Regions from separate parts of the Mus musculus genome. Here region 1 is linked to region 2. Evidence: chromatin loops called from intact Hi-C (ENCODE). Cell type or tissue: heart. All regions are shown on one strand. Each heading gives the region's core, and the rest is flanking DNA. Links, peaks and the distances in the headings are about the cores only.

What was found. Peaks named below come from ENCODE experiments on the same cell type or tissue, not always from the same donor. Only the 100,000 strongest peaks of a DNase experiment are listed, where the experiment ranks them.
Region 1: it touches region 2 in a loop (2.2-fold over the local background); 9 of 42 quality-filtered maps call a loop at or near these places.

What each region holds. Positions count from the first base shown.
Region 1 is chr8:122,512,637-122,524,622 of GRCm38, forward strand. It overlaps Piezo1 (piezo-type mechanosensitive ion channel component 1), which reads right to left. Exons shown (of 51, transcript NM_001357349.1): 2 at 1,078-1,173. It overlaps Gm26497 (a small nuclear RNA gene), which reads right to left and starts at 8,038; the gene lies at 7,932-8,038. In heart, for the core only: no CTCF peak of the experiment used is centred there; DNase peaks (open chromatin) are centred at 3,202, 5,055, 5,355, 8,195 and 2 weaker places; H3K4me3 peaks cover 1,269 bases; H3K27ac peaks cover 6,312 bases.
Region 2 is chr8:122,807,761-122,819,746 of GRCm38, forward strand. Acsf3 (acyl-CoA synthetase family member 3) reads left to right here. Exons shown (of 10, transcript NM_144932.4): 8 at 5,235-5,369; 9 at 5,800-5,911; 10 at 9,632-10,127. The coding sequence ends at 9,776. Among named protein-coding and RNA genes, the nearest start is that of Gm35466, 9.7 kb to the right of the region's middle. In heart, for the core only: CTCF peaks have their summits at 2,811 and 5,360 (motif pointing left); no DNase peak of the experiment used is centred there; H3K27ac peaks cover 399 bases.

The DNA.
Region 1 (11,986 bases), core at 1,438-9,437, 300 kb before region 2:
ACACATGCTGAATCCAGCACTCTGAGGGCAGTGCCAAGGCTGTAAGTGCCTTCCCGGGCCCCAGGCCGTCACATCAGACCCAGTTCTGACCTTTGCTGACCCTCAGACACTGTCTGTGATACTTGCAGTGTCTCCTGGGGCAGGATCTCTCACTTCAATGCTAACGTTCCCCAGGTTGCTGCCATGCGGATCTGAACCCCACAAACGCAGAAGACAACAGCGAGCCTTCTCTACTTTAGAAATGTGGTACACTTGGGGATGGGTCACTGAGTACGTACCGAACACCACAAAACAGACGCTAGGCACCTTCAGCATTGGTGACCAGAGCCCTAGGATGAAGGATTTCAGGATGTCCTGCCTCTCTCAGGCCACTGCCACAGCAGCCCGGAAGGTGAGGACACAGTGGTCCCACCCTTCCCACGTCATCCTATGTGGAGACTCAAGGCACAGCAGCAGCCTTTCCCTACTTCACTATGGTACCACTGTCCACTCCCACGTAAGGACACAACGCTGGCCTGCATAGCATCTACTGTTTAAAAGGCAAGGAACAGAGAAGCACCCCTGCCCAGCTCAGATCCTGATGAGGCCCACTGTGGCCAGTTCTTTACATAGCAAGGTGGTCCAAGGTAGGGCCTGGCTTACAGGGTGATAGAGACAAGCTGGCCAGAGCCCCTGGCAGAACAACATCGTCAGTCCAGGTAACTTACCTAGAAGAAAGAATGGACCACGGTGCAGATCCCTAAACCTTCTACCTGCACGGAACAACTAGGACCTGCCAATTCCCTCTGCCTTCTGAGGGACACTTAGTGACCGATGGGGATCCACATACAACCCTTCCCCTGTCACCTTCAAGGACAATAGAGCCTCTTGTGACAAGCAACCGGCAGGAAGAAAGAAACTGAACCAGCTACAGGTGTGCACTGAAGGAACCCTTAGACCCCAGGGGACTGACTCAGGCTGTTAAAACTGGGAGCCGAGGCCGTGTGGCTGTAGAGTACCTATCCAGATACCCAGCTGTGGTCAGAGTCCCCCCAAGGAGCTGGGCTCCATCGCCACCCCCTGATCCTGCCCCCTTACCTGGTATGCTGTGTCTTGAGGGGCCTGGAAGCCAGGGCAGCAGCAGTAGAAACAGCAAATAGACCAGCGAGAGAGCATTGAAGCGTAACAGGGAGGCTAGAGAAGAGAGAGACAAATGGTTAGTACACCAACAATAGGGGCAGCCCTCACCTGAGGGGCTGGGGGGCAGTACCCCCCAGTGCCCCTCTCTCACACCTGTAAGCATGCATACATAAGGCTTGTGCACCACAGACAGAATACCCATGTTCCTGTCATCCGATGCCCAGGTCCCATGATACCCCAAGGACCTGCCCAAAGCAGTCCATGTACTCATAACTCATACGTGGATGCACACGAGGTTCTGACCACTCCGCATAACCCCACCCACGCAGGGCTCTGGGGCCCACTCCTCCTCATCTTGCTTTTCCTCCTGTTTGAAGTTTCGCTTATTGATCGGCAGGCAGCTCAACTAAGAAATGGTTAGTTTTTCCCACTACTGGGTGGGAAGTCACTGGGACCGAGCTCTGGACCCCCTCCTGAGTCACTGATGGGCCGGCGCGGTTCTGAACCTGGCTTTACACCACTCTGCCTGTGCATGCCCCCTACCAGTGCCAGTGCACAGCACAGCTTCCCTCTGGGAACTTCCCTGACACCCTGCTGCCCTACACCGTCCTGGTGAATTCTGCCAGGGAGGTCAAAGGACCTGAAGCATAGGCAGGTGACACGCTGGCCACTTAACCAAATGAGCAAGCTTCTTCCCAGAAACACAGGGCCTTCCAGGAGACAAGGTTCTGGGACCCTATGCAGCGCTCAGTCCCACCCACTTCTACCTGTGCTATGGGATACAAAAGGAGCCAGGCCAAAGAGGATCTACATGCTGTGTGAGAGCCCGGCCACACACAGTATCACTCACTACAAGCCATATCTTGCTGTCCTCACCTCGGGCAATTGCTATTTTCAGAAACTGACTGTCCTAGACAGGTAAGGTTAAAAGGCCATGAGCTAGGAGCTAGGGTACATTAGGAACCCCGATTCCCTCCTGGACAAAGCAACCCCAAGAGCGGACTTTCTGTGGCCGGGAGCATCAATCCTACCTCATTGTCCCTCTGAGAGTCTCTCCTGAGAGTGGGTATCCTCCACACATCCTCCTCAGGATGAGAACCAACAACAGACCTGGACAGCCAGGGCAGACCTGAACTTGGGGACCAAGACCGACCACAGAACCAGGCTCCCCTGGAAGGAAGCGGCAGGGACCCAAAGAGCACAGTACATTTAAAAAAATTAAAATTGAGCTATAAATGATATTTCCAGTGCCAAAAGCAAAACAAAACAAACAACCTAAGCTGAACCAGGTCACCTCTTCAGGTGACACTACCCACTTGGGGTGGGTGACTTCTTCTGAATTCAGCTTGTACCCTCTTCACAGCCCCTGCCTGACACAGTCTTCTTCCAGGATCACAGTGGACATGAGATGTAGCCCAACTTCCAAGGGCACCTGCTGCTTCAAGGAGCCTGGCAGCAGGGGTGGAGAGGGTGGTGGTAGTGGGGAGGGCAGGGTGTTGACCACGACTGCACTTCTCTTGGCTCCCAAGGGCCTCTCTGGAGTCAGGGTGCTGTCTTCTTCCTGACATACATTGGCTACCATGCAAGGCTCAGCTCTCCTAAATCAAATCTGAAGTTTTCAACAATGATACATTAAAAAAAAAAATCGATCTTCTTTGGCCCAAGAGGCAGGGGGGAAGTGCATTTGTGGAGGCAAAGCTTTCTGAAATCCCTCTGCTTTCCAGGGCTCTATTTCTCAGCCCAACCAGGGCCACGTCCAGCCTAGTCTCACAGAGGCTGCACCCTCCCTCACACTCGCTGCTTCCGGTCAGGTAGATGTCTACCCAGCTTTCCACTGGCTTGTCGATCCTGCCCACCTGTCTACCCAGCTGACTACCCACCAGTCCCTTCATCCACAGGCCCCTGAGAGCTTTCTCCTATCTAACATCCCTGATGTGACAGGTCCTGCCTCTGAGGACACTGGTTCGACCTCACATACCGGGAATGGCCAGCACTGAACCAAGCACGTGAGGGGCAGTGATCAAAAGCCCGTGTCGGGAGCCAAGAGCATGTGCCGCATGAACACGTGGACCTCGGCTGAGATCACCAGAACCCACGTGAAAAGATGGAAAGCCAGGCTAAGGACGCGTCTTGGTGGCTTGCCACAGAAGCCTGGTGACCCGAGTTTGGATTCCCAGAATTGTGCAAAAGCCAGTTGTAATCCCAGCGCACCTCTACCAGGAGATGGGAGGGAGAGAGGAGAGACTGGCTAGAAGCGGTCAGGCCAGGTGGTTGGCAAAAGCAGCAGGGATTAACAGAGAAACCCTGTGCCAAATAAGGTAGAAGATGAGGGCCAACACCCAAGCTTGCCCTTTGACTTCCACGAGCATGCTGTGACACGCACGGACCTGTGTTCATACACATACACACACTTAGATTACGTACAGTGATTGGTGCAGGTATGAAACGCTGTGTGTGGTAGGTAGCATTCTGTAGAAACAGCAACAGAGCCTGCTGGTCAATCAAGCCAACTGATGAACTCCAAAAAGTGGAACACAACTGGAGAAGACTCCTGACTTTGAATTCTGGCCTCCCAAGCACAGCCAATGAAGGGCGGCCACCACAGGCCCTGGGGAGCAGGGAAAGATGCTTTACCCTGCAGCCTGCTTGGCAAGCTTAAAATTCAGACCCCGAGGTTCTGTGTGTGTTGAGTGCGGGAGAGGCTAAAGTTAATTTATTATTGTTTTTAAGAATTATCTATTTATTTTACGTATATGAGTACACTGTCGATGTCTTCAGACACACCAGAAGAGGGCCCCAGATCTCATTATGGTTGTAAGCCACCATGTGGTTGCTGGGAATTGAACTCAGGATCTGTGGACGAGCCGTCAGTGCTCTTAACTACTGAGCCATCTCTCCAGTCCCGCGGCTAAAGTTTAACTGTTATCAAGTTTCAGTCAGGAAAATGAGATGGTCCTGGGGTGGCCATTAGTGACATATGAGGATGTGCCTAATGCCACCACACTATCAAAAATAGATTAAGATGACAAACTTCGTGGATAGATGTTTTACCGGAATAAATACATGAACGGTGTCCAAAATCTGTGATGGGCTCCAGAAACCAGAGACCCAAGATGGCAAGGGGTAGGGACTTCCATGCCTGGCTTCCTGGCAACGAGGAAATGTGAGATGGGCTACTGAGATTGAGGCCTGGCTACTCCTAATCCCAGGTAGGGCCAGGAGAACCCTACATAGCTGTATGTGCCAAAGGTAGATGAAATGCAAGGTGAGGCACCAGGGACCAGGCGAGGGGAACGCCCTGTCCTGCCTCAGCAACACAGGTCAGCTTGGGAGATGCACAGGCCCTGAGCTCTGCCCTTTCCCCTGCCTCTTTTCCTTCCTGCCTGCCCTCCGTGTAGAGCGGTCCCAACACTGTACAGAGAAATAAAGGCTACGTCCAGAGACGAACACTCTACCCAAGGAAACAGGCTCAGAGGCACAACTTGACACTCCAGGGTCTCGTTCTCAGTCATCATTCCTCCAAGATTATCACCCCTCAAGAGCAAGAAGAGCGAGCCAGGAGAGCGAGTCCCGCCTGGGTCAGCCGTGCAGCTCTTGCTTCTGGGAAGAGAGGGAAAGAAACACTAAGAGGCAACACAACCTGGCTGTGTCGGGATGCAGGGTTCCCAGGTGCTCCCTGGTCCCGGTGGTGTGGCGTATTGGTTGAAACACATTGATGTGACTGTCACAACCATGACTTTAGCAGTGCAGAGGACAGAGGTGAGATGTTATTTATCACAAGCAGCCTGAAGGAGACAGCCTTCCTTGTCTTTGTCCTTGAAGGTTAGCTGCCACCTAACTGCAGGAGAGGGGTCATGGGGGACAAAGACATTCCTCAAAGAGGGCAGAGCCTCAGACTGCTCTGGTGGAGCTGCTGGGCAAAGCCTGTGATTTCACAGGAAACAGGCCTTTCCTGAGCCAGCAACAATAGGGACAGCCAGAGGCAGGAAGGGCCCCTTGCAGGCCAGCACATACTTAACCCTTTATAGACCCTCACCCTACAGCACAAAGCTGAAGACCCTTGCTAACATCCACTCTGGGGTCCTCAAGCCATAGCTGAGGGCTAATGAAGTCCACCGGGTGGCTCCCCTGGACTCTGAGTGACCCAGAGCAGAGCAACGGTTTGCTCGTCGTTGTGGGAACCGGGTCAGGGAGGGAGGGGTAAGGGTAATAGGACCACACACAACTTTTAGAGTACACCACACAGAAGGTTTGTCACCACCCCTCCTCCACCATGAGCATGAAGATGGGCCTGCAGATTGGGCTGTAAGGGAGACCTCACCTACTCAAGAAGCCCCAGCCTGGCCCAGGGTCTGTCAGGGTAGGAGACGAGAATCCACCACTCCCTGGAGGCTCTTTGAGCCAGCTGCTCCCATATGTCTCTGGTCAAAGAAGCCTTACAGCGACCTCCCAAAGCAGATGCCAGACACATTTGTAAATGGCTCTGGAAATGAGTCTGAAGCACACGGCAGATCTGTGGGGAGCTTCCCCTACCACAGCCAGTGCTGGACAGACGGACGGAAAGGTGCAGAGATACAGTGTGTGCTTGAGATGACCGGATCCTTTGGAGGGATGGGCTGTGTCAACAGGGAGAGAACACAGTGAAGGTTCACACTAGTCTGCATCAACGCAGCAGGCCGTCCAGCCCAAGTGGAGACAAGCAAGCGTCCAGTGCAGGAACAGCATGGTTTCTTCGAGGGAAGCCTGGGTGAAGAGCAGACTCACCTCACCCTACCATCTCGGCCCAGCACAGAAACAAGGTTGAGGGTCTCATATAACCCCCCACCCCACCATTGTCACTCCTGTCTGCACAAGAGAGGGAACAGGTTTGGATGGCCTGCCCTCCTAGTCTCTAGGCTACCTCCCTCTGAGAAGGGAGGAGAGTCTCTCTAGGCCAAAAGAAAGACCTCGGTGAGCAGAGAGAGTTGAGCAGAGGCCCCAACAGGAGAGACCAGGCTAGCCCAAAGGACTGCAACCCATCTCTAGGGCAGGGCAGGGCAGGGCAGGGCAGGGCCTGCTTGGGACCCTGGGGCAGCCACAGTCTCAGCCCTGGAGGAAGTGGTGTCTAGACTGGCAAAGAGCTACAAGGCAGAGCAGAGCCTGGAGTCCTTCTATGGTCCCAGCTATGCAGCAGCCGTGTCCAGTGGTGGAGCAGAGACTCCGCTGAGACCCTGGGTCCCACAGAGGAGTACGCTGTCCAAAGAGGCCATAGCTGCCAGGCTGGGAGAGGCTCAGCAAGGTGTGTTCGGGGCCCAGAAGTAACCAATACCCTCAGAAGACTACTTCTCGGAAGGGCAGCCTCTGTCCCACCCCATGGCCTTGCACACAGGCCTGGACAATGCCACATGCAGGCCAATGTCTGTCACAATCCTGGGGTAGGTATCAGTCTCACAAGTGTCCCCGAAAACTTGGTTTTCCAGGGATCAGAGACAGGGGTCAGAGGAAGCAAGCTCTACGCTCCAGGGTCCATCTGACCAGGATCCTGGACACATCAATGGCTAGAACTGACCACCATTGGAGCTGAGCAGCCGATAGATCATAAGAATCTGTGAATGTGCCGGGCGTTGTGGCGCACACCTTTAATCCCAGCACTCGGGAGGCAGAGGCTGGCAGATTTCTGAGTTGGAGGCCAGCCTGGTCTACAAAGTGAGTTCCAGGACAGCCAGGGCTATACAGAGAAACCCTGTCTCGAAAAACCAAAATAAAAGAGAAGAAAAGAAAAAGAAAAAGAATCTATGAGTGTGAGGGTCTGTGAACTGGGCCCCTGTCCCCACAATGCACCACAGACTGCCTAGTCACCAGTGGGTGTGGTAAGTGGCCTGAGGTGAGTCCCTGTCCCTAGTGTGATTTATGTGCACTTGTAAGAAGGAATTGGGGCAGACAAAGGATCCTTCGAGACTCAGAAAGACCAAGACTTTCAATTCAAACCCACAGAAGCCACACAGAGACCTGGGACTGGAGGGAACCACACGTGAGCCATGACCACCGCAACGTGAGGTGATGGGCCACAGCGGCCCAGGAGCCCAGGGTGTAGCTTTGGGATGAATGGGACTGCATCTACCCCATTCCAGCCATGCGAGAGGGCTCTGATGACTGTAGCCAGCAGCATAGGGTGAGGGCTTGGTGGGGCCCTTAAGTGTGGAGGTGAGAAGATAGTACACGCTGGGCACAGCAGAGAGGCAGGCGTTCAGAACAAGGGGCTAGGAGGAGATCCCAGAAGAGATATGGAGAGCAGGCCTGGAGGACCCAACTGAAAACTTGCCCTTCCTTTTTCCTCCTCTGTAAAAAGCACCAAAGGACTGTTGTCAAAGAAAAAAAGAAAAGAAAAGATAGGGGGCCTGGTACTGTGTGTCCAACCTGGAGGACAGGGAGGCTGAGTAAAAGTGTGGGGGGGGGGGCAGGGAGGGCTTTGGGTGTGTCTAGGACAGTAAGTGACTTTCATCCACCTTTCCCTACACCCGCAGAGGGTCTCGGAAGCAGGGAAGTTTAGAGCTGTTCCACATGAGTGTCACAGAGGCCGCCAACCCCAGAAGATGCCTTAGGGAGGCCTGGCCAGCTAGCCCAACTATCTCTATGTCCCTAAACAGCAGGGTGGGATATGGGGGTGGGGGAGGAAGAGGGAAATGTCCCCTCCACCCCCGGCTTCATGCCTGTAACCCTGGCTGCATCCCCAGGCAGGGTTTCCTCCCATTGTCAGTCAAGGGACAGTGGTGTCCACAGCTTCAGGACGGGTGGGGGCCTGATTTCTTTTTTCTTTTCTTTTTTTTTTTTTTTAAAATATGGAATGCCTCGCGAATTTGGGTATTATCCTTGCGCAGGGGCCATGCTAATCTTCTCTGTATCATTCCACTTTTAGTATATATGCTGCCGAAGCGAGCACGCGGGCCTGATTTCTTGCCTACCATTTAAGATCTTTACTGTAGGCCCCCATGGGACCACCCAGCCTGGCGGGCTTCCTGTTGCTCTTCTACAAGCCAATGCGCTATCTGTGGCTCACCCTTGGCTGGGTCAGTACCCTGGCCTCTGTCTCTCCTGCGGCCTATCTCCTTCGTGACTGGTTTTCCTCCAGCCTTTGCAGGGGACAGCATTCAGAAAACAAGCAGCTCACTGCCACCGGACCAGTGTCCTGGACCTGCAAGAGGCGAGTAGCCTGGCAACCAGAGTAACAATGTCAGCAAGAGTCTTTGTGTCCACCAGTATGAGTCCACGGGGAGTATAGCACCAGGGACCCCACAGATGCTGGGACATGCCCTGCAACACTGATCCTGCAAGATACCCAGATTCCTCCTGACTGATTGGCAACCACAGACAAGCCCCATCTCCCTCAGATTGCTCAGCTGTACCTCAAGAGTCCCACTGTCCCTATCTGTGGAGCTCCTGCAGGCACACTAGATACAGCACCTGAGAGGTGACACATACTTCTGAACAAAAGAGAGAGACGCGGGGCTGAAGAGGTGGCTCAGTGGTTAGAACACTGGTTGCTCTTCCAGAGGACCAGAGTTCAATTCCCAGCAACCACATGGCAGCTTACTACTTTCTGTCCTTCCAGTTCCAGGGGACCTAACATCCTCACATAGACATACACCCAGGCAAAATATCAATGCAATTAAATAGATAAATAAAATTTTTTAAAGATTTATTTATTTATTTTATATATGTGAGCACACTGTAGCTGAATAGATGGTTGTGAGTCTTCATGTGGTTGTTGAGAATTGATTTTTTTTTTTTTTTTTTTTTTTTGAGACAGGGTTTCTCTGTATAGTCCTGGCTGTCCTGGAACTCACTTTGTAGACCAGGGTGGCCTTGAACTCAGAAATTCTCCTGCCTCTGCCTCCTGAGTGCTGGGATTAAAGGCGTGCACCACCACGCCCGGCTATTGATTTTTCTTTTTTCTTTTTTTTTTTTAAGGACCTCTGCTCACTCCAGTCAACTTTATTCACTCAATCCCTGCTTGCTTGCTCCGGCCCAAAGATTTATTTATTATTATACATAAGTACACTGTAGCTAACTTCAGATGTACCAGAAGAGGATATCAGAACTCATTATGGGTGGTTGTGAACCACCATGTAGTTGCTGGGATTTGAACTCAGGACCTTCAGAAGAGCAGTCAGTGCTCTTAACTACTGAGCCATGTCTTCAGCCCAATAAGAACTTTTATTGAAAATAAACAAACATAACCAAGAACCTGCCCATATATCTGATCTTTGTAAAGAGATAGGAAGGCTCTGAGGGTCCACATGATCTCTGTATGAGGGGGCCCAGAGTCATCTTACGAATACCTCTCTGAAATGGCTTGTTTGGTGTGTCAACTTGACACAAGAGTCATCAGAGCAGAAGGAGCCTCAGTTGAAGAAATATCTCCATGAGATATAGTTGCAGGGGATTTTCTAAATCATTGATTGATGGAGGAGGGCCCAGCCCATTGTGAGTGAGGCCATCCCTGGGCTGGTGGTCCTGGGTTCTATAAAAAAGCAGGCTGAGCAAGCCATGGGGAGCAAGCCAGTAAGCAGCACCCTCCATGGCCTCTGCATCAGGTCCTGCTCCAGGTTCCTGTCCTGCTTGGAGCTTCTCCAGTGAAAGCTGAATAAACCCTTTCCTCCCCAGCTTGCTTTATGGCCATGGTGTTTTGTGGCAGCAATAAAAACCATAGCTAAGGAGGGCTGTGGTGGCGTACGCCTTTAATCCCAGCACTCGGGAGGCAGAGGCAAGCAGATTTCTGAGCTTGAGCCCAGCCTGGTCTACAGAGTGAGTTCCAGGACAGCCAGGGCTACACAGAGAAACCCTGTCTCAAAACTCAAAACAAAACAACAAAGAGTTTAAACTTGACATCTCCTTTCTCATAAGAAGAATGCTGCCACACATTACCACAATCACAGAAGTGAAGGGCAGGGAGGGCCACAAGCTATCTTCCTCCCAGAGCATACAGAGGTTACCAGATTAGACACCTAGTTGGGCCTGGTGCCTCAGGCCTGGGATCTCAGCTACACAGGATGCTGAGGCAGGAGGATCCCAAGTTCCAGCCTGGCCTGGGATACTCAGCAAGACCTTGTTGTCTCAAAATAAAAAATAAAAATGGCTAGAGGCCAGGTGTGGCAGTGCACGCTTACCCTGGAAGCACTTGGGAGGCCAAGGCCGGAGGAGCTGGTGGGCGGAGAATCAGGTGAGGTCACCCTCAGCTGCCTAGGGAATTCAAGGACAGCGGAGGTCACACAAGACCTGACAGGAGGTGTGACCTAGTGCCTCTGTGATAGACCACTTGCCTAACATGTATGAAATTCTAGGATCAACGACCACAAAATACCTAAGTATATCAACCACACTAAACCCGGATCTTCAGCTCTAGGGAAGCGCCCTGCTAGATCCTGCCCTCTGCCATCCCCAGATGGCTGCATGAAGTACAAAGGAGGGGACCAGATAACTGCTGCTGAGCAGGACAGCTGCAGGACTGGGGGGTGGGGTCCTGACCCACACCCTAGCTGCTCCCTGCCACCCGTTGGGATTCCGGGTCTCCTGCCTGCCTTATTTGGCCTGGGCTGCAACTATAAACACTTCTGGGTGAGATTTCGGCCAGTGGGTGGGGCCAGGCAGAGGAGGAAGAGGAAGGAGGAGAATTCCAGCAGCAGCTAGAAGCTGCGCGCTGGGAGTCCGGAGTCAATGAAGCCTAGTGGCCACACCTGCCACCCCCCAGGAAGGCTGAAAGCAAAAACTTAAGCCAAACCAGGCCCAGAAGGCTCTGGCCAATCCCCCTTCCTGGAAGAGGAGGGTTGGTACAGTCAGCTGAGGGCACATGAGGAAGCCAGCTGCCCGGACTTGTTCCTAAAGCTTGGGACTAAGGCTCCTAGACTGGGTTAGCCTGGGCAGTGTGGCTGGATATCTTAGCACCTTTGATCAGGCCCAGGTGCAGCCAGCAGGAAAGAGGGTCAGTCAAGCCTAAGGTGCATTTTGCTCCTTTGAAGCTGTCCTCACTTGTCACTTCTACAGCCCCAGGGAGACACTGAGCCTGGCAGCCATGCGAAGTCATGGTAATTTCAGCGCTAGCCACCGTCTGTTCAGATACATCCAATCTGGCTGGCCCCTTCTCCGAGTTATTCCTGATCTGCTGGAGACAGGAAAGGCAAGGGGGTTGAGGATGCCTAGCTGACGGACGCCCACCTCTTCAGGCTCCAAAGCCGACGTGAAGCGCAGGGACAGTTTCAAAGCACATTGTGGATACAGAGCTCTAATCGGATCTGTTTCCTTCTGTTAGAGAAGAAAGTGATGCCCCTTGTGGGAGACAGACAAGAGCAGTCAGGAGGGCGTGTGGACCAGTCCTGGCTGATCGAGGAGAGGGGTCGAGTCGGGAGCTGCCTCAGCCTGAAGCAGCCGGGGTTGGGAGAGGCACAGGGACTTCATTTTACCTACTTGGAGCCCGGCCAAACTGCCTGGGCTCTGGGAGCACTTGGAGCATTTAATTACCATAGTGTTGGGGGTTTAATTAGTGCGACGCGTCTGGGAACCGTGGTTTCACGGCTCAGCTGACCTGCATGGGGTGGGTCGAGTCATTCTGGCTCTCTCTCTCAACACCGAGGGTGGCCTGGTAGCCATAATACCAGTAAGAGAACCCATGGACACATAGTCACATACTCCCATCTGAACAGCTAGTCAACTTTTATGTTTCCCTCAGCCCACAGTGACCTTGTCATACTTTGAGGAAGTCGCAGAGCAAGAGGGGACAGGCTGAGATGAGGTAGGTTATACAGGTAACAAACAGGAGGTAAGGCTGAATATGGACGCCCGGAGGAGGTGGGAGGGAGGGATGCCCACTGCCCAGCGAGCTGGACATGGCCCG
Region 2 (11,986 bases), core at 1,946-9,945:
AAAACGAAGACTCGGTCTTTAACTCCCAGCCCAGCAGCCTGGTCCCTCGCATGCTTGGAGCCTCTTCCTTGCCTGTTTGCCCTGGCTTCCCTGTCTTTAATTACTTTGGCCTTTGGTAATGGGATTGTACTGAACAGGCCAGGACAAGCTGGAGGCCAAAATGGGCTCACACTAACAAGTCAAAAGTCACAAATTAGGTGAATTTCTAAGGGACTGGTTCAAGACAAGTAGACTTATCAGGAGGCTGCTGGAGACTGACGCCCAGGAGACTCCTATGAAGGTCCCAGCCAGAGAGCGTGCAAGACATGCCAGGCAGGAGGGGTGCCAGGCAAAGGCACACTGATGCCAGGAGGAGGGCACGTGAGCAGCGTGAGATAACTGCTGGAGATCCCAGCCAGCAGGATCCTGCAGGGCCTCAGGGCCCTGGGAGCTTCCTTCTGAAACAAATGAAGCCTTCTCCCCAAGGGCACAGACAGAGTGAGGGCACAGAGAGGTAGCCTGACCAGAAAGAGCCAGCTTCCTGGTGCCCCAGTGTAGAGACAGCTCAGCCAATGAGCTAGTGTAACAGAGTTAGACTGCAGTCGTGGAAGATGGTCCTTACCCCCATGCCAAGTACAGCCTTCTGATGGTAACATCCCCTTCCTCCCAGAGTCGTGGTGGCCTGAAAAGGGTGTGGCCTCCTGCACTCTGCCTTGTGGATGCTATGAGCAGAACACAGGGCACTCTTTCTCACTCCCAGCCAAGAAAGGAAATTAAGGTAGTCAAGTTCCTTCATTCAGTCCCCAGAGATAGCCTAGACCCCAGCACAGTGAGGCCGCAGGGCACATCTAGAATAGTTCCTGTGTGGACACTGATGTTCTTAGTTCCTGTATGAAGGCACTGATGTTCTTAGTTCCTGTATGGAGGCACTGATGTTCTTAGTTCCTGTGTGGAGGCACTGATGTTCTTAGTTTCTTTATGGAGGCACTGATGTTCTTAGTTCCTGTATGGAGGCACTGATATTCTTAGTTCCTGTATGAAGGCACTGATGTTCTTAGTTCCTGTATGGAGGCACTGATGTTCTTAGTTCCTGTGTGGAGGCACTGATGTTCTTAGTTCCTGAATGGAAGCACTGATGTTCTTAGTTCCTGTATGGACACTGATGTTCTTAGTTCCTGTGTGGAGGCACTGATGTTCTTAGTTCCTGTATGGAGGCACTGATGTTCTTAGTTCCTGTATGGAGGCACTGATGTTCTTAGTTCCTGTATGGAGGCACTGATGTTCTTAGTTCCTGTATGGAGGCACTGATGTTCTTAGTTCCTTTATGGAGGCACTGATGTTCTTAGTTCCTGTATGGAGGCACTGATGTTCTTAGTTCCTGTATGGAGGCACTGATGTTCTTAGTTCCTGTATGGAGGCACTGATGTTCTTAGTTCCTGTATGAAGGCACTGATGTTCTTAGTTCCTGTATGGACACTGATGTTCTTAGTTCCTGTATGGAGGCACTGATGTTCTTAGTTCCTGTATGGAGGCACTGATGTTCTTAGTTCCTGTATGGAGGCACTGATGTTCTTAGTTCCTGTATGGAGGCACTGATGTTCTTAGTTCCTGTATGGAGGCACTGATGTTCTTAGTTCCTTTATGGAGGCACTGATGTTCTTAGTTCCTGTATGGAGGCACTGATGTTCTTAGTTCCTGTATGGAGGCACTGATGTTCTTAGTTCCTGTATGGAGGCACTGATGTTCTTAGTTCCTTTATGGAGGCACTGATGTTCTTAGTTCCTGTATGGAGGCACTGATGTTCTTAGTTCCTGTATGGAGGCACTGATGTTCTTAGTTCCTGTATGGACACTGATGTTCTTAGTTCCTGTATGGAGGCACTGATGTTCTTAGTTCCTGTATGGAGGCACTGATGTTCTTAGTTCCTGTATGGAGGCACTGATGTTCTTAGTTCCTTTATGGAGGCACTGATGTTCTTAGTTCCTGTATGGAGGCACTGATGTTCTTAGTTCCTGTATGGACACTGATGTTCTTAGTTCCTGTATGGACACTGATGTTCTTAGTTCCTGTATGGAGGCACTGATGTTCTTAGTTCCTGTGTGGAGGCACTGATGTTCTTAGTTCCTGTATGGAGGCACTGATGTTCTTAGTTCCTGTATGGAGGCACTGATGTTCTTAGTTCCTGTATGGAGGCACTGATGTTCTTAGTTCCTGTATGGAGGCACTGATGTTCTTAGTTCCTGTATGGAGGCACTGATGTTCTTAGTTCCTGTATGGAGGCACTGATGTTCTTAGTTCCTGTATGGAGGCGCTGCTGTTCTGCCACAGATCAAGTAAGGACCCAGCACAGTGCCCTGGAGCAAAAGCGACTCATCCTGTGTGGCTGACTGGCCATGGGGAAACCAGATACTGCTTCTGTCACCATTGGGAAACCCCAGCATCAGGGTCCTCTCTAATCCACTTTCATGCACTCTGAATTCCAAATCTTTGTTTTTATGAGGACATTCATTGTGTCCCCTTGAATACTTTCTGTCACCTCTGTCTGGAAGTCCCCTTGTCAGCAGCATTATTGGGAGGAAGGAGTTAAGAATTGAGCCTCTGTTATAAATGCACCTTCAAGCCCCCTTGACTTGCTATCTTTTCTAAGCTAGTGATGTGTTGCCTAGTGATCTGTCCCACAGAAGCCCCTCCGTGGACAACCATAGTGACCACACCCAGGTTCTCCCTCCGCCTGACGCCATGCAGCCTACAGCTCACAGTTCCCTGCAGCTTGCCAGACCTTGGCACCAGCATCTGTGCTGGCCCTTCCTGCCTTTGCAGGCAAGGACACCCAGTGGCCTAGACAGAGCAGTTTTCTCAAGCCTCAGAAAAGACGTGGACCGTGTGCTGGTGGAGGTGCTGATAGCGGACCTCAGCCCTGCATCAGACTCTGCCATGAACAGGACTGTTCAGCAGAGTGGAATCCAGTCATCCAAGTAAAGATGGGGGCCTGGGCTGCCAGTGCTTTGTGTGCTGACATCTGAGCGGAGCACTGCGAAAGCCCGCGCTCTATCAACCTGCCTGTCACCTGGGGACAGGCACCAGCTAGAGAGATTTATAGAGGCTGTCTGCAAGGCCAGGGTTCATGAAGGCTAAGCACACCCCCAGTGGCTCGGACTCCTCTGTCAGCATCGTCAGAGCTCAGAGCACGCTAGGATTGAGGTCTTGCAGGCTCTACGAAATCGCGAGCTGTAAGCAGCATGGAATCGGCAGAGGGAAACCCCCGGTGTGGCCTTATTAGTTACAGAGTTGTTGTATAGACAGAGTGTGAGGTAACACTTCACAAGCTTAGAGAGGACGGCACCTCATGGAGCTTTGAGGGTGAGCCAGAACCTGGCACTCAGTCTTAACTCCTCTCTCCCAGCGCTGCCAATAGGTAGCCTGACCCTGGCACCCATCATTGCCATGGGCTGTGACAGTCCCTCATGCTCATGCACTGTCCCCAAACCCTGACAGTGAGGCAGAATCTGCCAAGAGGTCAGTCTGTGCCCAGCGGTGCCCGGATCTCTTTCCTCAAGAGAGAAAAGCGCAGCGTGGGGCACGGCCCCAGATCAAGAACCCACATGTGCAGAATCCCTTGTCCCAAGGCTTCTCACCAGATCAAACTTAACAGCGTGGGGCCTGGGGCGAGAGTATGGAGCTTTGTAGTGGGCAGTATGGTATCTCCTGCAGGTCCAAAAAGAGAAGCCACGTTCAGGGCAGGGCAGTGGCTCAGCTCTGCTGCACCTTAGAGGGAGTGGAGACCCAGGGAGCAGCATCAGAGAGCTTCCTGCTAGGACCCTCAGTGCAGGCTGCCACCTCACTGTCTCATGCGGAGACAAGCAACCTGATGCTTACAGCAGGAGATGCCGATGGAAGACGAGCTTCCCAGGCCGAAGGACACAGCTGGACCCAGAGCTACAGCAGGAGTGGGAAGGACAAGTCCTGTATGCCCCAAAGGTAGAGGGTCCCTTAGGACCCAGGACAAGACCTGAGTGCCCCATAGCCCACACTGGGTCCTTTCCCTTCGGTCAGTATTGTCCAAGGCCTGTCCTGGTCTAGGCTGAGGGTGCCCATCCAACCCTTTGTCACCTGCCACACACACAGCTGCCACACACGAGAGAACTCTCCAGTGCCAGTCCTTTCTCTAGGGCCAGCCTCTCCCTGTCTTCCGTGAATAAGCCCTGAGCTTGTCCAGGCCCATCCATCTTGTTTAATAGACTGGAGTGTGCCCTGCACTGCAAGTCCCAGGGACTAGCGGGGTGATGGATGGTGCCTTACCGTGTCGGGCCGCGTGATGTACGATGAAATATTTATGATTTATTCCAGCTAATAACCCACAGGGAGTGCAGGGAGCGTGTGAGCAGACAGGGAGGCCCCAGCACTGCTGTCAGGGCTGCTGCTGGCATCTGCATGCCTATACACAGCCGTAATCATGCAAATGTGTGTGCATGGACATGCACCCGCACTAATGCGCAAATACACACACCGCCGTGCTGGGAGAAGACTTGGCCAGAAATATAGCCCTGTGCTCCAGCCCGGGCCCTGCTCCTGGCACTGCCACCATGTCTGTGGGGCATAACAAGCTCACTGGGCAGGCCCCATGCTCCTGTGTGAAAGGAGCAAGTGAGACAGTTATTTCGCTTAGAGAAAAGGGCACTGTGGCTGTTTGGGGCTGGTGGGAGTCAGGGGTGAAAGAGCAGGAAGACATTTACCACAGGGCATCCCCATGTTGGAAAAGGAGCTGGAAATGACTGTCCTTTCACCCAGGACCCATCCACCGTGCAATGATAGAGGCTTGTGGATAGTGGTGGAACAGTGCGGGACAGTGCCCAGCATGTGTCTGTGTGAAGCAGAGGTTGGGGTCAAAGGCCACAAACTATTTGCTGCTCTCTTGAAAACGGTGCACCCTGTTTCTGATTGCTCTGACAGGAACATAGCCCAGAATCCAGTGGCCCAGTCGGTTTCCAGCCTGCCACTGCCACAGATTCTGGTGGGCTCCACCCCGCACTGCTGGCTGCAGGGCTGGGTGCCAGTGTCACAGGAATGGAGAATGGGAAAGGACACATGCCATTGGAGCTAGCCTCTACAGGAAGTGGGCCTGGACAGTGGGAATAGTGGGACCCACATATGCATGCACGTGGTCCCCTGGGACTCCTGGGGTGACAGTCAGGAGCACTGAAGTCTCCTGTGACCAGCTTGTCCAGAGCGATCACAGAAACAAACTCCTTTTCCAGGAGACACCGCCGTGTTCAAGGATGCTAGGTACTGGATCCGAGGGCGCACGTCTGTGGACATCATCAAGACTGGAGGCTATAAAGTCAGCGCCCTGGAGATCGAGCGGCACCTGCTGGCCCACCCCAGCATCACCGGTGAGTAGGTGGCTACCTCAGGCTTAGGGGAGCTCTGGCTCCAAACACAGTGCCTCCTTCTCTACTCTGTCAAGGTTTGGACTGTCAGGAGCCTCCTCCACCTGCTACTAGGGCTCCTGTGAAATGTGTCTATGCTCCCTCTGTACCCTGCACACAGCAACATAATGGCTATTCCAAGCTGCTCCCTGCTGCACTAGCACGGCCTGCAGGCCTGGCCAGAACGCACAGCTGCTCTGCAGACCAAGCAAGAGCAGGCTGAGCCCCTAGAGATGCTTCCCACTCCCATGAGTGTCATCCCCACGGGTCTCACTCCAGGGGCTTGGGCACTGCAGCCAACAGCCCAACGTTACCACATATTCCTGCATGCTGTTCAGTCTGTGTGGTCATCAGGACCTTCCCAGGCATCCCCAACCTGTTCTGCTGTCCTCAGATGTCGCTGTAATTGGAGTTCCTGATATGACATGGGGCCAGCGGGTCACAGCTGTGGTTGCTCTTCAAGAAGGACATTCACTGTCCCACGGGGATCTCAAGGAGTGGGCCAGGTAGGGCTAAAGGGACTGTCCTGGGTTCTAGCGCATCTAAGGGAACCAACCACCTTGGAATCGGGGACAGAAGGGCCTGTCCTGGAGCGGGGAGGCTGGGTGAACCATTCTGGATTCTGGACGTGGGGAGGGTGAAGCCGAGAAGCCAACAGTGGGACCCGTGACTAGTTTGTCTCTTCCCTCATTAAATGTAGACTTGGCAGTAGGAAGGGCCTCTGCTGCAAACCGAGTTGGGAGACAGTGATAGTCTGAGGCAGAAATGTGTGTTCCTGGGACAGAAGCAGATATTTTGGTATCAACTTATAAACCCCAAATCATTTCAAGGCTTAGGACCCCCCAGCAAGTGCCTGACAATCCAGTGCCACACCGAGTACCCCTCCCCCCTCCCTATCCTGCCAGACTTGCTCAGGCCACCACAGGATGGCCTGGGCTTCGCAGCCCTGAGGACTGCCTGAGTGCCTCGCACCTTACTGCAGGGCCTCCCAAAGCCTGGGATTGCCTGGGCCTGTGCCCACAGCTCCCTTCTTAACCCAGGGCAGGGACGGATTCTCCCTGGTTCTTGTAGATCTTGGGGGTTTTTTGGGGGTGGGGGGTGGTGTTGAGACAGGGTTTCTCTGTAGCCCTGGTTGTCCTGGAACTCACTCTGTACACCAGGTGGCCTCCAACTCAGAGATCCGCCTGCCTCTGCTCCTCAAGTGCTATGATTAAAGGTGTGTCCCACCACAGCCACCATACTGCACTGGCTGGCTTGCCCCATGTTGTTTGTGGTAGACTCCAGTTTCTTTCATCTTAGTCCCTGGTGATTGCTGATATCCTCCCAGAACTCTCAGGACAGGAGACTCTCGAAGCTTCCACCGTGAGGAGAACTTCAGGATCCTTCTTTAAATCTGAGTTCCCTCCACTCTGCTGTCTCCTCACACACACACCCCCGCCCCCACCCCGACTTGCCTTCTCTATTTTTGGCTCGTCCAAAGAGACTTTACAGGCAGCAGGGGTCCTCGTTCATCAGGGCCACACAGCTGGGCAATTACTGATTCCCTGGATTCACAAAGTCACAGTTGGAGCTCCACAGCTTAGCAGAGGCAGCAGTCTGCTTGGCCGGTTGCTGCTGTGATTAAACAATTACTTTTTTGAGAAGAGAAACACAGGCATCCTCTGCTGAGAGCCAGTGTGGCTGTTGGATGGAGGCCCCACGTTGGCCTGAATCCCTCAAGCCATGGTCTGTGTCCACAGCTTGGTGGCTCCTGCGCTCTGAGTGCTTCCCCCAGGGCCTGTGTCTGCCGCTGAAGTCAGGCTCCTTGCTTGGGTGTTCAGGCTCATGGTGACTGTAAGAAGACCTGAGAAGAGGGCCAAGGGTTAGAGCATTGGGGAGCTGGAGCTGTGTACAGGGGGACAGTGCAAGAAAGATCGCCAGGCACTGCCGAGCTGTCCTAAGACATTTTGTCCCCACAGTGAGTAGCTTTCCCACCAGTTGTTCTTGGGGTTAGGGACCTGAGGAGAGACCCCACACACACACTTGAAACCACAGCCCTACCTAGTCCCCAGGGAACAGCGTCTGAGTTCCCCGGTGCTCGTCCTGTGAGCAAGGCCGTGTGGCCCAGTGATCATCACCCTTGTGTGATGTCCAAGTCCATGCTTGGTGAATGCTGCCTCAGGCCAGGGCTGTGCTGTCCAGTTGCCATTGGAGAGGCGGGTGGGAAGGACAGAGAGCAGAGCTCTCATCCTGAGGTTGCAGTCGGCTAATAGGAGTTCCAGAAAGAGACAGTGTCAGGAGGGGACACCAACAAAGAACCAGGTTTTCTCCATGTTGACTGAAAGAGAAGTGGCCACAGTGGCACAGGCCTGGAGCAAGTTCAAGGCCAGCCTGGGTGGCCCTGGTGACCCAGATGAGAAAGAGAAGGAGGTTTGGGAAGAAGCACAGAGAACCCAGGTGTCACTGTGTCCACCTGTGTTATCCACCTTCTGTGAGGTAGTGTGTACCTCACAGCAGCCCAGTGATTGTCAGGAGGTCCACACAGCCCCAAGTTGTCCTCCTTGTAGTTGGAAGAACCAGTGATATGCATAAATTACCAGAACTAATATGAGAGCCAGGCTGAAGAGCTCTGTGTCTGTGAAGCTGAGTCCCAGCTAAAAAACCACAAGGCAAATGCCAGGCCCAGAGCACCTCAGGGGACACTGCCCAAAGTGCATACAAGTCCATTCCCATTAGGAGGGACACTCCCACCTCACTTCATGGGACCCAAACCAGACAAGAAACCCAGACCAGTTTCCTGTCAGACAGACACAAAATGCTTAACCAAATGCTAGAAATTAGGTCCTATTCACAAAAGAGCCAACACATCCTGATCGTGTGGCACTTACACCAGAAACGGGAGGTTAAACATTGAGAAACCCAGCCGCGTGCGTGGGGTGTTTACAGAGTGAGAGCCCTGCTGTCAGTTCAGTAGACACGGAGCGTGCATTTCTAGATGCTCATGTCACTTGCAGGGACTCTAGCAGTACCAGAGAAGGAACATTCCTGAGCTGAGGGAGGGGCTCTGAGGACCACTGCAGTTGAGACTGTGTTCAGGGGTTAGAACTCACTGCCACCTCTTCCCAGTCCCACCGGGAAGGGAGTTCATCTTGGGCTGCGAGTCCAGGCAGTGGGCAGGCTGTGCCTCTATCTGGAGCTGTGTCAGCCGGTCACTTCAGCCAGTTGTACAGGTTTGTACCCAGTCCCCACATTACACTGCAATGGACCGCCCTGTAAATCCTGCCCAGTTTAGTTTCTACACAGAGAAATACACAGGCCAGGTAAACTTAACAGGACAAGAGGAGAAAGATTGGGGGGGGGGGGCACCAGGAAGAATGGGGACCACAAGCTAGGAATAGGAGAGGCGCTGGGATCCCTGTGGGAGACTCAAGAGGATCCCTTGGGATAAAGTCATAGGGAGTGAGGCTAGCCCGTCCAGAACCAAGGGACACAGTCCAAGTGGTTAGAGGAGCAAGGCTCAAGAGCCACAGTGCCCCAGACAGCCCTGCTGGAAGGTCTGAGCAGTCACTGCAGCAAGAGAGCTGGTGAGCCAGGCTCAGGGAGGAACAAAGTGTGACATAGAAGGCCACGAGTCACTCAAGACTGAAAATTGTATCTACAGTTAAAACTGTACACATACAGCCTGTGGACTCCTGGGAAAGCCAAGGTTTCTCTGGTCTGAGGAACTTTGGGGCAGGCGGGGATGCTGCCCCAGGCCGTGCACATGATCTCTGGGTAGGTTGTCCCTGCAGCAGAGCAGGAGAACATCTGCAGGGCTCACATCCCTACCTCAGTGCCATCTGAGACACAGAACAGGACCCGCAGCCTTTCCTACCAAAAACAACGCCTTCCTCTCATTACGTTCTGGTGGTGGCCCAGAAGCTACTTGTCGGTAGTTGACCATGCTTGTCACCTGCAGGAGCCACTCTCCTGTGCCAGAGTCACCTTAAGTGGGAATGGCAGCAGGCCAGCCTGTGGTCAGTTATCCCCAGGACAAGAAGAAACCAGTCTGGATGAGGAGAGCAAAGGACTCGTCCCCTCCTCTCAGTGTCCTCACCCATGTCACTGCTGACTTTGTAGGAAGCCAGAGAGAAGACAACAGTCCTGTTGCCATCTGTCACAGTCAGGATGTGGCCACAATGGCTTCTGGATATATCAGACATTTCCCGGGGTGGGGTGCTGTCCTCAGGCTGTGCTTGTCTCTGCAGAGGTGTCCTGGCCCCCTATGCTGTGCCCTCGGAGCTCCTGCTGGTGGAGGAGATCCCCCGGAACCAGATGGGCAAGGTGAATAAGAAGGAGCTGCTCAAACAGTTGTACCCCTCAGGACAGAGGAGCCAGCCAGGCCAAGGCTAGAGAACCCCAAACACCCCGCGGTCACGTGCTATGGGCCTCGGATGGAACCCCTCCCCTCCTGCAATCAGGTTGACCGGAATCAAAACCTCTAGGGACGAATCACCAAGTGAGTTCCCTCAACCCCAGGCTGATTGTCCAAGCCCAGGTGACCCTGACCACTGGCTGTGTCCTCAGTGGTCCTTGAGATCACTGGTGTGTGCCAGTCTCACAAGCACAGTAAGGACACGGCTGTGGCCAGCTCTCCAGTGCCCGGGGCTGCTGCCTCTCCTGAGGGCAGGTCCCAGAGAGTCAGAGGTGACAGTGAGAAGAGGTGAAATAAAGACACACCGTGTAGTGCTTCTCTGACTGTGACCTGTGAGCTGTGAGTCTGCGCGCACACATTTCCTAGGCCGGCACAGCTCCCAGCCCACGTAGAACAACAAACAACAGCACTGGGTGGAGCCTACAGCTCCCAGACCATGGTTCCTGCTGCCGGGATTATCTCCCTGGAGCTGCTGTGTGTGTGTGTGTGTGTGTGTGTGTGTGTGTGTGTGTGTGTGTGTGTGTGTGTGTGTGTGTGTGTTAGAACACTTGAAGTCTTTGTAGCCTCATCCATGCCAGGTGAGGGCCATCCCCAAATAGCCCTGAAGCTCCTCTTCCCTGACCTTGTCTCACCCCAGTTTGGGGTCTTTCTGGTCCTCTGTGCCTTCTTCTCAAACCTCTTCCTACTCAGCTTCCCAGGCCTCCATCTTCCAGCCCACGTCCTGCCAGCTCAGATCCTGGTTATGTGCCCTCAGGCCACGGGGAGAAACAGCACAGCGCTCTTGAGCTCTCCCTCTCCCTCTCCTCCCTCTACCTCTCCCTCCCATCTCTCTCCCTCTCTTGCTCTCCTCTCCCCCTCTCGCTCTCCTCTCCCTCTCCCCCTCTCTCTCCCTCTCCCCCTCTCTCTCCCTCTCCCTCCTCTTCCTCCTCTCTCTCCGCCTTCCCCTCTCCCGCTCTCCTCTCCCTCTCTTCCCTCTCCCTCTCCCTTTCCTCCCCCCTCTCTCTCTCCCTCTCCCTCTCCCTCCTCCTCCCCTTCCTCTCCCCCTCTTGCTCTCCTCTCACGCTCACTCTCCCCCTCCCCCTCCCCCTCCCCCCCTCTCCCTTCCTCCCCAGACCCCTGGGTCCACTGTGTTAACAATAGCCCTGGGGCCACGTGTTAACAATAGCCCTGAGTCCACATATGGCCCTCAGCAATCTGCAGAGATCACTGATGGGGCCTCTGATGTTGCCACAAGGCCTGGTAGAGCTCCAGGTGAGACTGGACGATTCATTGTTGGAAGGAAGATGCTGTGCCTCCAGAAACCAGGATGTGGAAGGAGCTGTTGGATATCTGGGCCTCCCAGAGCCAGTCCATGGCGGTGATCCCCAGGGGCAGGATTCCCAGAGAATCCCAGTGCAGTCTGTGGGAGTGACCCTATGCAGCATCACCCTGTGTTGGGCCATCTTGCTCAAGAAAACACATCTGCTACTGGGCTCAAGACCCTGGACTCAGTGGAAAAAAAGCCTCAGGAATGGTGGGAGGTAACTTCACCTGGAGCCCTTCCATAGCAGGTATCACAGGCCAGCCCAGACCTCAGTCCTTATATTTCCAAAAGATATCCTCACAAGATCACGGAAGGAGGCACCTGTGCTGTGCACACCTACTCTGTTGACCCTTGGCCAATGCATCAAGGCCTTCACAGGGAAGCCTTGTGCTCCTGGGAGATGGAGAGCAACCAGGCACTTTCCTGGTGAACTGAGCCTGAGAAGACAGCAGGGCACTGCCCACATGGCCCAGCATAGTGAAAGATAAGATGCCCTGGGGCCATCATATAGACCCAAAGCTGGAGCCACACTAGCTCAGATAGCCATGCAGAGTGGAGAGTAATGTCAGCCTAGCCACAGGAGATCTGTATACACATACACACACACACACACACACACACACACACACACACACGTCTCTTGCCATTCTCTGTATGGTGTTCTCAAGGCCACTGTGGCTTGACTGTTTCTAGACAAGACATCACCTGCCAGAATGGGGAACATCCATTGTCACACTTGCCACATTCCTGTGGGTGCAGTACTGGTGGCTACGGCCCTTGTAGAACCTTCCAACACCCAAGAAGAACCACTTCCCCGATATCTGGCACTCTGGCCCTCCGTGTTGGTCCCTGTAATTGTTTCCCCATTGTAGCCGTGAGCAGATC